Linked DNA regions of Mus musculus: region 2 is linked to region 1. Evidence: chromatin loops called from intact Hi-C (ENCODE). Cell type or tissue: left cerebral cortex. All regions are shown on one strand. Each heading gives the region's core, and the rest is flanking DNA. Links, peaks and the distances in the headings are about the cores only.

Region 1 (4,383 bases), core at 258-4,257:
TTCCTTCGACTTTCTTTTCAATGGTGCTGAAAAGTGTATGCAAATCCACTCGTAATTAGGTTTAAAAATTCCATTTCATGGGATAATCAGACTTCAAAAAACTCAATTTTAGTTTTAATCAGATTTTAACAAGGATATTAAGTCCATTTCGGTTAGAAAAGGAAAAAACTGTGAATTTAACACAAAATGTATTCAAGCTTAGCCCTGGGAGATAATTAAATAAAATTAATTTGGCAAGGGTTGTCAGTAAGTGGAAAGGCCATAAACAAGGGTTCATGTTTGCTGATGGAAACAAAAGCAGGTCTTACTTACAGACTGATGTGGGGCTCACCTGGCACTAGGGAAGGAGCCCAAAGCCCGGCCAGGGTGGGGAGACAAGTAGTCTCAACCCCAACCCCAGCCTCAGGGCTGAAGGAGGCTAGGGTGGGGGTGGGGGCTATGATAAGAAGAATAAAGCTCACACCATACCCAAGAAAGCCAGAGCATGTTACCCAGAGCTGACTATGCACTCAGACCTGTAGGTCCCTGTGCAGCCCCTAGCACCAGCTACCCAATCTATAAGGATGAGTTTCATAAAGCCATTTCTGAGAGCCCAACCCTGACAGGGAGGCTGTCCTAATCTGTGGCAGGCAGGTCCCCTTGCTATTTGTACCCTCAGCTCATACCATGGCATTGGACTCTGTGACCATGTTTCTAAACCCTGAAGCTACTTTATAGGGACTAGGTCCCTTAAAATCTCCTCAAGGGAGTCCTATGTCCTTCAGATACCTCCAGGTTACTATGTGAGGCACAATTTGACCAAGGTCAAGATTCTAACCAAGAGAGGTACTACCTGAAGCTTGGAAACACCACCCCACCCTGTACTAGGCTCATGCCCAACACATGCCCAACACTGTCAAATAAGGGCACAAGATGCTGGTAGATTCTTGCAGACCAAGACAAGAGAAAACTTCCTGGTATACCAGAGCAGAAAGTTATCAGGAAGTAAGCTAAGCTACTAAGAAGGAAGAGACAGGTTCTATGCTGCCTTTAAACCAAGTGACTGATAGTGGTTTTGAAAACCAAATTGTTTTGCTTGTTTATGCTACCATAGAAGGAACCCAGGGCCTCACACATGCTAAGCAAGCACTCTACCACTGAGCCACACCCCAGCCCCTCATTGGGGGACTCTAGGCAGGGGCTCTACTACTGAGCTACACCACAGCCCTTCATTGGGGGATTCTAGGCAGGGGCTCTACCACTGAGCTACATGCTCAGGCCAAAAGTAAAGTTTTATTGGACATAGCATCGCTGGGTTCAGTTACTCATACTGTCATGGTGGCTGTTGGTTTGGTTTTTTTTTTTTTTTTTTAAGACTACAACAATGACCTATAGCCCACAGTGCCTTCAACGCCAAACCATCACACTTCATAATTTGCAGATAACTGAGAAGCAACACCTACCAACATGCCTCCAACAGTTCATCCAAGCTACAGTAAACAATAAAACGGTCCAAACTAAAGGCAAGACCAATAACAGCACTCTCCTCAATAAAAAAAAAAAAAGCTATAATTTAAAGAAAATGAAAATCAGCGTGCTACAACTTGTCTAGCCTAAAAGGCAGCTGATACCTGTATTCTATAATTGCAATCCCAATAAACAGCAAGATGCTCCTGAGACCGAAGCACAATAAACTATACCAGAGAAGAGGGGGAAAGGCGGGGGAGCAAGTAGGAAGCCAGAGAACTGCGGATCTGAATGTCTTCCATGAAGACTCGTAAGCAATTCCTATCAGCTCAAGAGCAGCCGAGCAGCGGTGCACTGGGGAATGGACTGAGTGGAGCCGCCCTCCTCGAGGCGGGAGGACTGTTTGGGTCCACAGAACTGAAGAGGAGTTTGCGCGTAATAAAGAATTAATTGCTAATCTTCTACCTCGGCCGCCTCCACAGAGGAGATGGTATTGTGTTGCTGCCTCAAAAGTTAAATGTTTCCTCTCCCAAGTGACGGCTGCCTGCGCTCTACCTGGCAGCCTCCACCAGGCAGCCTCCACGCCAGGAGCAGTTCCAGATCCAGCTGGGAGGCAGGGCAAAGGTGGTGGGCGGAGCAAGCCTTCCAGCAGGCCTTGCCAAAGTACTACAGACAGGTCTGTAAGAGAGCCTCCAGCTGGGGCTTCCTGCCACATGTGCCTGTGCTATGCTCCAAAATGGCGGCCCCTGGCAGAAAGGAAATGTGACAGCATGGGACTGAACAGCCCACAGAGACTTCGGGCCAGCTGCCTGGCACAGGTGGCAGGCCAGATGGATGGAGGTTACCAAGAGCAGAGCCCACCACGCTTCAGGAGCAGCCACGCAGCCCAGCAAGACACAGGCATACTTGGCTGACATTGGGTCACTGGTCCCTCCAAGGGCCTCTCGTCCCACACCATCAGGCAGAGGCCATAAAGAGCCACAGGCAGATGAGGAAGAGTAGAGAAGCTACCAAGGTACAGGCTAGACTGTAGCTACTATACAGCATTGATATCCTGAATGGTGTATCCAGCAAGCAACTAAGAAACCTCAGAACCATCCGAACAAGAACTATCTTCAAACTAGTGGGCTGTGGGTTCTCTAAAAAGGCACCTGTTTCCTGCCCTAGGCTGTGTTCCCATCAACAGCATCAAACCAGCAAATACGCAACAGGTCTGGCCCCAATCCAATAGGGTGCCCTAGAACACGTACCAGGTGTACAGTCCACAAACACAGGTCACCTGGCTGCTACCAGACTACTACCTCTAATGACAAGTTACAGAATAAACATTCCTAAGTCCCACACCCCAGTTTGCATAGGCCATAGGAAGCCAGAGCCTCTGAGGATAGACAGATCCACACTAAGAGCAGGTCACAGGCCTCCTCTGGTTCACTCTAGCATCCCTCCAGTACAAGCATACTTTGGCCTATGAAATACCAGCCTGATGAGTCTACCTGAACACAACTCCACTTGGCATGAGATTCCTCACTTATAGACAGAACTGAGTGAACCAACCACAACTCTACCCAAACTGAGATCCCACACTTAAGGGAAGAACTATGTGAAAACTGTTTCCCTAATGGGGCTGTATTTCAGTTGGCAGAATGCTTGCTGAGCATGCACGAAAGTGAGACCCCATGAACTGGGCAGACATAGTGGTGGACACCTATAATCTCATCACTGGGGAGGCAGAGCAGAAAAATCAGGAGTTCAAAGTCATTCCTGGATACTTAGCAAGTTCAAGATTAGCCTAAGACACTATCTCAAAAACCAAAACCAGGGTCAGAGACATGGATCAGGGGATAGAGAGGAACCTGTGACCAAGCCTGCCTACCTGAGTTTGGTACTGGCACCCACATGGTGGAACCTACATGTAGAAAGAAATAACTGACATCCACAGACCACACTCTGGCCACCATATTGCATCATAGCACATGTGTGCATACATATCCATATACTAAATAAATAAATGGAATAAAAACATTATTTTTAAAGACAAGAACAAAATAAGGAAGAAAAAAAAAAGCAATTCAGAGGCTTTTCTGGCTCGAGAATGAGCAGAGAGATCACTGCATTTTCCAGACAAGTACCCAGGTGTGCAATCCCAGGATTTTCCTAGCACTCGTGTTAAGATGAAGAAGTGCTGTGTGTAACATTTGTCATGTGCTCCACTGGCACCATTCAACAAGTGCTCCCAACCATGATCTCTGCAAATGCCAAGCTTCAGCCAAAGCCAGACTCCCAGGACATCCTGACAGCTGTCGCTATGTCCCATTGTCAAGCTGTGTGTGTTCTGAAGACATGGAATGATGCCTGCAGCTTATGGTCTGGCACTCTGTGTCCTATGAGTGTGACATGTGTAACAGCTACAGTGACAGTGCTTCATGCTTCATTTCAGAATCCTCCACCTGCCACCACCCAGCCAGCATCTTGCCCAACCAAAGGCAGGAGGTGGCCTCCTGGAGCCTAGGGACAAGGCCAGAGTCAAGCGGAGAAGATACATGGGCAGCAGGAGCTGGGAAACTACTCTTGAAACCTGCCTCTGAGCCCATCTTCCCCACAGCAAGAGGTCTGCCTGTAAGACCTCCTTCCGCAGGCCCTGGGATGGAAGAGCACATACCAATGCAAAGCTGGGAGGCAGGACCCAGATTCTCAGGTCCTGTCCCAGCAGGCAGCCTGCTCTGGGTGAACACTGAAGAGTTTGAGCCATGGACTCAAAGCCGATGCTTATATGGGAGCTCAGAGTCCAATTCCCTCACTGAGATGCAGGCAGCAGAGCACAGTGGTTGGCTGTGTGTGGGGCAAGATGTAAATGAAGACCTAAGCTCAACCTGCCCGGATGCAAGGTAGCTCTGCATTTGGGGGTGGTCAGGGCTCTTTATTCATGTAAGAGCTCAA
Region 2 (4,383 bases), core at 103-4,102, 66 kb before region 1:
CTGAATCTCCAGCCTTTCTCTGGCCCTGGAAAGCTGTACCAACAGTCTGTGCTTTTGATTTGGTTTAGTTTTGAATCTGTTTGTAGTCTATTTGGGTTTTCGATGTTGTTTGTTTGTTTGTTTGTCTTAGACAATGCATACTGGTCCTCTCAGGGCAGGACTGGAGATATCAGTTGGGCAGACATCCTCAGGGGTGACAGAGGAGCCAACAGACCTACCATCCACAGGGAGAGGCTTGCACAGGATTAGCAGCCTCCCTCATCAAAGATCGTCCTCTTCCTTTTCTGCCTCCGCTCATCAGAGGAGTCAGCAAGTCTCACCCAGCAGGGGGGCTAAAAAAGACCCCTCTGGAGAGGAGAGGACTACATGTATGACCTGGAACTTCACACCAGAAAGGCTTGTCTCTGCCAAGAAGTTTAGATGTAACCACTCTCTCAAGATAACAACAGTTCAGAGGGGCAGAGCTGTTTTGTTTTGTTTCAACTCTGTCTTCAATTATTTATTTTTAAGATAGAATATCATGTAACCTACACTGATTTCAACTTATGTTGAAATGGCCTGAAACTTCTGGTCTTCCTGTCTGCACCTCATTAGTGCTGGATTACATGTGAGCCACCATACTAGGCACATGGAATGCTGGAGATGGAACCCATGGCTTAACACATTTAAGATAACTGTTTACTAAATGAGTTACAGCCAGATCCTACGAGACCCAATTTACCATTTTTCTCTTATACTGATTTGCTTCTGGTGCAGGAACTAAAGAACTGTGGTCTAACCCAAGGCCACACAGATGTGATCTTACCCTTTCTGCTGGGTGAGGGAATGGCCTACTTGACTATAATGAAGATAATGTTGGTAAAACCACCTGGCCAAGGCAAAGCGTTCCCAAGTGGTTTGCTTTTAAAAATGTGAAGACTTTTAAAGGCATAATTCTAATTTAAGAGGTTTTCTTGAAGAAATAATCAGCATTTATGCAAGCAAGAATTTGGAGGCACATATTAATCAGGGTATTATTTATAATAGAGGTGAGAAACTAAAGATGATTAAATAGCTAACAGTGGGAGAATGGCTGAATAAAGCACTCTTAATGAGAAAGATCCACAGTCACAAGTTGGAGGGGAACCTAAGTATGTCCCATGCTAAACATGTTATCTAGGCTAAAAAATTGTTTTGTGAGAACATTTAATTTGGGAAGTGTCAGGAAAGATTAAGCAAAATAGGTAGACTCCCCAAATAGTACACATGCTATTGTTTTTACTAACAATTACCTCAGAAGGCACACACACAGGCCAAATCTAAGCGAACACATTTAGACTGGCTTTCAGGAGGCAGAGGGATTATGGGAAACCTTTCTTCTCATCTTTTCTGTTTGTTTCCTCTACATTGTCAAATGTTCTAAATGAAACTGTATTCTTTTTGTAGTCAGATCCAAAACAGGTTATTCAAACGTATTGTTGACATCCTTTCCTTCCTCCCCCACCCCCAGGTGTGTGTGTGTGTGGGGGGGGGCACAGCTGCAGGAAGTGGGGACGGCAGATACAGCAAGTGAGGAAGAGCAAGGACAGCCAAGAATGATGCTTTTCCTCCCTCGCCCTGCAACCTGGGATGCTCACAGGGCTGACCCAGACACACTGCATGAGAGTGCTAAGAGAGACTAAGAAAGGGTAACACAGATACAAGGGGCAGGCCACCAACTGTCACCCAGAGAGTGCTCCCTCACAGAGACTGATAGTGGAAGAGCAGGAAACACCCCAAGCTCAGGTGGCACCCAGGTGCTTCGGGGCAGAAAGGACTATAGACTCTGTCAGCACAAGTCTGGTCACAAGGGACACAAGCAACCCTCAGAAACCACTCCTGTGGTGGGAAAGTAGATGAGCCAGTGAACACCTAACCAGCAAGGACCTCACCAGGCTGTAAGGAACAGGGCTGGGAGAAACAGGCACTTCCTGCACACCTTACCCCACACATAGACCTGCTGTCTCTAGGAGGCAGCCAAGGTGAGATGGAATAATGAAAGAAAAGCCACACAACGGGGCTAGAGCACCCCACTACCTGAACCAGGCCTAAAAGCCAAGCAGGAATTGGCTAAACCCACGATCTGGATGTGGAATTCCAGGCAGGAGGACAAAGGATATATGTAGAGAATAGGGCATCCTTCTAACATGACAGAGAATGACACGGACTGAGGAGATGGGGCTGAGAGCACATAGCAAAGGAAGTAGGGACTGTAGGTTCAGGGCCATTGAGCCTAGACTTTCTAAAAGTGGTGGAGACTCAATGGGACCAGCTCTGCAAACTAGCGTCCCAAGGGCAATGGCAGCTCCCAGGGGACCTACAGCTCGGAAGGCCAAGGTCATTCTCACCCCTCCTTCCATCCATCATTCAATGCACCTGGCTGCAGTGCACAGCTCTGACCATCTCCCACCTAGTTCTGCAAGAGCATCCCTCAGTGCTTTCCACCGCCTCCACATCGTTAGTATTCAGCCTTGACAGAGTCCTCTCTCCTGCCTCCTTTGTGCAAGAGATAAGTAACACTGAAATCTCTGCTATCGCCCAGCTGCAAATGTTCAAGCTTCTTTTTTTTTTAACTTAAAAAGAAATGAAATCTCATTTTAGATTTCCAGAAGAGACAGCCACGAATTTTACTGTCCTAAAAAATCTGCCAGAGGACAGGTAGGAGCTGAGCTCCCAAAAGTGAGAGGAGAAGCCTGACCTACAGACCCACTTTTCTCTGGACTCCAGAACCCACCAGCCTAGCTACAGGAGGGCAGCAGAGCCTCAGGCCCATAAACAGTCTCTAGAATGCAAAGACCACTCCCTTGAAGGGTCACTCCATGGAGTCACCACTCCATACATCAGACACAGGTAAGACAGCCTGGTGAATCACAGCAGTAATTCCGGCAGAGGCAAGCAGATATCTGCAAGACCCAGGCCACCCTGGCTCACACAGTGAGTTTCAGGCAGCAAGGGATATAAAGTGACACTTTGTCGGGGGGTGGGGGGCATTTAAAAGAACACAGAAAACCATGTTCTCATATCCCCTAATGTCACCTGGGGCCTATCAGTCATAGAAGCTCTCCAACTATTTTCATATCTCGTCTGGCAGCTGGCTGCAAGCTCCCTGCCAAGAGGGCCTTCACTCTCAGCTACACAAAGCTAACAACCTATTATGGACACAAGCACTTTGTGCTGACCTGATGGACACTTAGAGTGATAGGCAGTTGCTCCCCCCCCCCCCCGCCCCCTTACTGCAGAGGTGATGTGCACTGGCCAACTGAGCTAGATTTAGTAACCCTACTGCCTTCCAGTCAAGGCAGCAGGAGGACAAAGCTTTTCTGAGCAGAGAACAAGTCCTCTCTAACTAGCTCACTGAACTCTCAATGTCCAAGAGGAGAACATCGCCTTTTAGACTGCAGCTTCCCACAGAGATTAAAAGTGTGTCACATGGGGCAGGGGCTTGTAGCTTAGCTGGTCAAGTGCCTGCCTAGTATGCACAAAGCCCTGGATTCCATCTCTAGCGCCACATAAACCAGGCATAGCAGCACATGCCTCAAATGCCAGCATGTTGCAGGTAGAGTCAGGAGGATCAGGAGTTTGGGGTCAGCCTGAAACCAAGCCTGCATGTAGAGAATAGTGCTCCCCAGCAGGAGCCACCTGCCTCCACAGTAAAGCCATCACCTAAGCCTAACAGTTCTGAGGCTAAATGAGGAAGGTCCGCTGCTTGGAAGCAGCATATCTGGGTCGCCTTTGGCCTCCTCAGTTCTCAGACATTCTGGGTTGGCTTTCTGTTTTGTGGCTTCTGACACTGGGGCAGGGTCCTGCTTTATGGAGTTACAGGTAGCCTGGTCCCCAGCAAAGAACACTCCCTCCCCAGACCTGCCCTACAAGTCCCTCTATCTCAGAACTCTGAGCCTAGACCTCAAAGAGGCCTGTTGATCAGCAGCTCCTCCAGAGCCAGAACAACAAGGATGCTGTCCAGGGTGCTGGACTCCATCCAGGAACCAGAAGGAACCAGGCAGGATTCTAGTGCAGATTCCTGCCATCAGGTGCAAAAGAGCCGCTGGCCCTGCTGCTCTCAGTAACTTCCCGGAGGTTCACTTACCATTTCAAAGAACTAACCAGCTGGGGTGGAGTGGGGAACCTCCCCAGGTTCACCTTCCTTGTCCAGGAACTCCTGACAACTTGACATTGGTGTTAAATTTTTATCATTTATGTAATAACTCAGTTATTAACGGAGGCTCATTTGCACGTGTCAGAGGAAGAGAAAAATCACCTAATTAACTAACCACTTTCCCCATCAGCAACGCAGAGCAAGGAGGGCTGCCAATGTGCTTCAACTTCTTGCTTCCTACCCTCAGTGGCTACCTCACCTTTAATAGA

What was found. Peaks named below come from ENCODE experiments on the same cell type or tissue, not always from the same donor. Only the 100,000 strongest peaks of a DNase experiment are listed, where the experiment ranks them.
Region 2: a loop joins it to region 1, with 2.1 times the contacts of the local background. A loop is called at or near these places in 3 of 42 quality-filtered maps.

The regions. Positions count from the first base shown.
Region 1 is chr5:140,280,446-140,284,828 of GRCm38, forward strand. The region is part of intron 9 of Mad1l1 (MAD1 mitotic arrest deficient 1-like 1); the gene reads right to left. Among named protein-coding and RNA genes, the nearest start is that of Mad1l1, 39 kb to the right of the region's middle. In left cerebral cortex, for the core only: no CTCF peak of the experiment used is centred there; a DNase peak (open chromatin) is centred at 2,146.
Region 2 is chr5:140,214,115-140,218,497 of GRCm38, forward strand. The region is part of intron 10 of Mad1l1 (MAD1 mitotic arrest deficient 1-like 1); the gene reads right to left. Gm16120 (a long non-coding RNA gene) reads left to right here. Exons shown (of 3, transcript XR_003955821.1): 3 at 1-3,111. Among named protein-coding and RNA genes, the nearest start is that of Gm16120, 8.3 kb to the left of the region's middle. In left cerebral cortex, for the core only: no CTCF peak of the experiment used is centred there; a DNase peak (open chromatin) is centred at 2,493.